Regions from separate parts of the Homo sapiens genome. Here region 2 is linked to region 1. A link is a loop called in an ENCODE intact Hi-C map of the cell type or tissue named here. Cell type or tissue: HCT116. All regions are shown on one strand.

What was found. Peaks named below come from ENCODE experiments on the same cell type or tissue, not always from the same donor. Only the 100,000 strongest peaks of a DNase experiment are listed, where the experiment ranks them.
Region 2: it touches region 1 in a loop (7-fold over the local background); 8 of 110 quality-filtered maps call a loop at or near these places.

The regions. Positions count from the first base shown.
Region 1 is chr18:59,401,465-59,403,964 of GRCh38, forward strand. LOC107985156 (a long non-coding RNA gene) reads right to left here and starts at 1,886. Exons shown (of 9, transcript XR_001753470.1): 1 at 924-1,886; 2 at 508-649; 3 at 71-167. In HCT116, a CTCF peak has its summit at 1,226; a DNase peak (open chromatin) is centred at 1,127.
Region 2 is chr18:58,784,363-58,786,862 of GRCh38, forward strand. No RefSeq gene overlaps it. Among named protein-coding and RNA genes, the nearest start is that of LINC01926, 28 kb to the right of the region's middle. In HCT116, a CTCF peak has its summit at 1,445; a DNase peak (open chromatin) is centred at 1,179; H3K27me3 peaks cover 1,111 bases.

The DNA.
Region 1 (2,500 bases):
TAAATGCAACTTATTTTTATGGCATTTATCTATAATAATTGTATGTAAAATAAAGAAAGATTATACTTACATTTGGTTGGAATTTTACTGAGTCATTCAATGCAGCGCATGGTACCTGAGTCACCAACACTTAATTTGGATTTGTGGCCATGATATTTAGGATAATGCTGTGAACAGACATAAGCATCAGACTATTTATGCCTTCCAACATAGTTGTGTCTGCATATTCACACATGGAAATACATATTAATTCAGTATAATGACTTTGCTTTCATTTATTCTTTATATTACTGCAAGGACATTAGAGGGATTAAATATGTGCATAGACAAGTTGTAGTATCTGCGCATCTCATTGTAGGATACTAGAGGGGAGAGTTACACAGTATTTGTTATGAAAGGGGGGCATTAGGTCTGATAAGGTTGAGAAGTGCTGTTCAAATGCAACTTGCAGCCCCCAGCCATTCTGCTGCTGGAATTACATGGAAATGTATTGTTTTGGAATATTACCTCTGTGGGCTCTGCCCTGGCAAGCTGTAGTCACTGCCCCTGTGCTTGACATTCTGCAGCTGTAACACAGGTATCCTGACCCAAGCCCTTCACTTGTTTGTCGTTGGTCCAGTGCTAACGCAGCTTCTTGGAGGAGGAAACCCTGGAAAGTTAGGTGCAGGATTAAAGCTCATATAATTCTAATGGTGTTACGGAAAGGTGGTCGTCTATAAGAAGCTGCCTCTGAATATCCTATTCCAGTCTTGTATCCAACCTAGGACATCAACTTTCCTTCACTCAAACAGACCAAAAAATGGAGAGCCAACACATTCTGTTTCCAAAAGCTAAGAAAAACTTCATTAAACCGAGGTAATTAACAAAATCTCCCTTACGGACAGAATATTAATTTGATAAGAGCTTGGCCCCGAAAGAAGTACCTCTGAAGCATGCCCAAGAGCCTGCAGGAGAGCAGCAAACACCTGCCTTCACTGTCCTTCCACAAGGAAACGACACACTTTGCATCCATGAGAGCCCCCAAGCGGTTCGGTGTTGAAGCCAAATCTCAGTCTGTGTTGTGACACTGCCATTGCTGCCGCCTGCAGTACCACTGCCGCATCTGACTCACATTCTAGAAGGAAGGTAGGTTTGTCCCAATGAATGCAGCTTGGGGCAGCTGCCTTGTGGAGAGGTGACTGAGGCCGCTGTGCTGAGGCTCCCTGGGCGATTCAACTACACCATCTGCCGTGTCAGCTTGGAACTGCAGGAGACGCTAGAGGGGAAGACGGAGAAAGGAAGGGAAACAAAGATTGATATGACCATATGGTCTGCATATTGAGCTTGCTGTCTTTTACATTTGTGACTTAGAGGAACCTGTATCAAGAAAATGTCATTATTCTTATTCCACGGTTGAGGAGACTGAGACTCAGAGAGGTGAATTAACTTTCCACAAGTTCACGCAGCTATGAGGCATGCTTGACTTTTGCAAGGCCTCCTAACTCCAGTAGGGGAAAGGAACGTTGCTGATCAGGCACTATGTTAAATAATTTCACTTTTAATGTCTTATCTAGTATACCAAGGCTTTGAAGTAGGAGCTTTCCTGATTTTCAGAAATGCAGAACCTGAAACTTACAGACATTAGGTAATTTATCCGGGCTCCAAAGTCGCGAAATTAACAGAGTTCTCTCTGGTTCCAAAACTTATGACCCTCAGAAATGTAGAGTTGAAGGTGGACAAATAGAGACAGAATAATATTACACCTATAAATAAAGACCACTGCCCTATATTAATTTTGGATTTACTGCCACTCTTAGCACTTTCCAATGAGCAGATTTATTTAGCTTTACATAGCACATAAAGATGAGAAAAGATGTATGTAAGTAGAATCTTGGTAAACTGGACACTTCGTAAGGGACCTAGGAAGCTCATGATTGGAATAGAGTCTACTGGAAATTGAATGGTTGCAGAAAAGAATGAATCTAAAGGCTTTTCTGTAAAAAAAGTTTTCATATTTTGCTTGCAATTAAAAATAAATTTCACGTTTTCCTTATATGAATAAAAAATTACAGATAAGAATAAAGTCATTTCCCCCACTTTCCCAACACTCCCCTCCTCCACACTATCCAACTACACTCCCCAGAAGTAATATCTGTCTAGATTTTTTCTACATACTTGCTTTCCTATCTTGAAAATATATGTTATTGTATTATCAGTATCTTTACATAAATAATACAAAATCTTCAAATTGCTTTCTCTCCCCACGACCCCATTTAAAAATATGATTTAGAGCTCTTTCCATGTCAGAACATAAAGATCAGCTTTATTATTTTAAAAAGTATTTTATAGAATGAATACATTACAGTTTATACAATTGATTTCCTATTAATGAACATTTGCTTTGTTTCCAGGGTTTTTTTTTTTTGCTATTATAAACAATGCTGCATTGAACATCTTTGTGCATGCCTCATAGTACACACATATAAGATTCTTTTTTTTTTTTTTTTTAATTATACTTTAA
Region 2 (2,500 bases), 620 kb before region 1:
TTTGGAATAGTGGTGGGGGAGGAATAAATGGGAAGAAGGAACGTGGGGAGAGATGGACGCTAAGCAGGAGAGATGGGGCGAGGGAGAGGGGACCACAGCCACGCAGAATGGAAGAGCAAGAAGAGCAGGGAGAGCGTGAAGGCGTGAGAACCGAGGCAGGGCAGGGGACTTCAGAGGCAGAAGCCCTTCAGAAGCTCTGCAAATCCAAATGCTAAGAAGAACATGCAGTCATTTTGACAAGGGCAGGTCAGAAAATGCCACGCGTGCGCACAGAGGATGGAAGGCCAGGACCCGCCGCCAAGCAGGGCTGTCGGGGACTGGTCGCCTCCTCTGGGCAGCGTCAAAGGGCAAGATTGGTCTGGTCCTCTTTCTAACACCTCCCACCCGGGATGCAGCCAAGAGTGGCTGCAGCCTAATTTTCTACATGTAAACAATGACCTCAGTGATGCCCACGGGGCCCCTCTCTGGCCTTCTCCCCCTGGGAAAAGACTGAGTTCTCGACGGGCATCCCCTCCCCCTCCGGAACCAAGGGCTCTGGGATGTTGACAGCCCCCGCCACCTCTGAGAAGGGCAGGCCGTGGAAAACCATCTCCTCCCTTCCTTCCCCCTCTGCCTTTCCTAGCTGGGGCCTCTGCACAATGCAGCTGGGCCAGGCCCTGTTGCTAAGGGAACCAGCAGAGGGCCCAGCCCCCTCCCCATAGAAATAACCCCAAGAGAGGAGTGAAGGATTCACTTGCCCTCATCTCCAGGCTTTGGAGGAGGGTAGGTGCCTGGCCAGCAGAGTGGCCACTGCTCACTGGCCCAGAGGAAGCAAGGCCACCAGCCTGATCCCACTTCTCCCTCCGGCCCATCTTCACTCCCCTCTCCTCAACCACAAGCCCCGCCAAAATAGAGACCCCCGGCTTTGCTCCCCTGCTGCAGGAAGGGAGAGCCACCGCCAGACACTGCCTGCCTGGTCCTCCTGTTCTGATCTCACCCGGTGCTTGGAATCAAAGAGGACCTGGCTTCCCTCTCGGGATACGTGATTTTCTTTGGTTGTGACTCATTGTCTGTAAATGTTGCTGGAGATGAATCAGACCCCACCTGCTACCTGCGGCTGAGATGCTGCCAACAGACACAGAAAGGTGTGCCGCAGCCACCACCCGCCTCCTCTCTCCCAGCTCTGAAGGAGCCCACAGCTCCCATGGGATGAGGTCTTCATCGTGGCTTTCAAGGCCTTCCTTAGAGCCTTTGGATCAGGGAAGCCTGCCCTAAACTGCACATTAGTGTCCATGACTCACCTTTGAAAAATTCCCATAACCAGGCCTCACCCGACCCTGCAAATACAGATGCAGTTACTCTGGGCAGGGACTCAGAGCAAGGAGTTTTTTAAGTGCCCCAGGTCCTGGGCTGAGAGCACCTAGTGGCTGTCTCAGATGCTCTAGCTCAGCCGAGATCCAGTGGCTTGTCCAAGTTCACATTGTCGGCTGGAGAGCTGGAGCAACAACACAGGATTCATGCCTTGAGCACAGTGTTCTATCATAGGATTTTCCTACTTAAAAAAGTAATTTGATAAAATTATTTTGGAAATGTATACAATATAGAAAGGTAAAAAGAAGTCCATTAAATCACCCCTAAACCTCAACACCCGGAGGTAAGCACTGTTAACATTGTGGGTTGTGTTTTTATTTATTTTCAAATATTTAATGTGTAAAACAGGTCATACAGAACACACAGCTGTGCGTCCTGCCCAGCCAAACTGACCATGTTTTTAGCAGGCTGTTGGCAAAGAGTGTCAAGAATATCTTAGAGCTGGGCATGGTGGCACGTACCTATAATCCCAGCTATTCAGATGGCCGAGGTGGGAGGATAGCTTGAGCCCAGGAGGTCAAGGCTGCAGTGAACTATAATTGCATCACTGCCCTCCAGCCTGGGCAACAGAGTGAGACCCTGTCTCTAAAATATATACATATATATTTTTTAATTGACATTTTTCAGCCCACTAATTCCATTTCTAAGAATCTATTCTGGCTGGGCACAGTAGCTCACGCCTGTAATCCCAGCACTTTGGGAGGCCGAGGCAAGTGGGTCACCTGAGGTCAGGAGTTCAAGACCAGCCTGGCCAACATGGTGAAACCCTGTCTCTACTAAAAATACAAAAAAATTAGCTGGTCATGGTGGCGGACACCTGTAATCCCAGATACTTGGGAGGCTGAGGCAGGAGAATCACTTGAACCCAGGAGGCAGAGGTTAGAGTAAGCGAAGATCACACCATTGCACTCCAGCCTGGGCAACAAGAGTGAAACTCCATCTCAAAAAACAAAGAATCTGTCTTCCAAGAATGGTCAGATGTAAGCGAAAAATTATTTACAGAGACTTTATTTTATTTTATTTTATTTATTTTCTGAGACAGGGTCTTGCTTTGTCACCCAAGCTAGAGTGCAGTGGTGTGATCATAGCTCACTGGAACCTCGACTTCTTGGGCTCAAGCCATCCTCCCCATTCCTCCCAAAGCACGGGA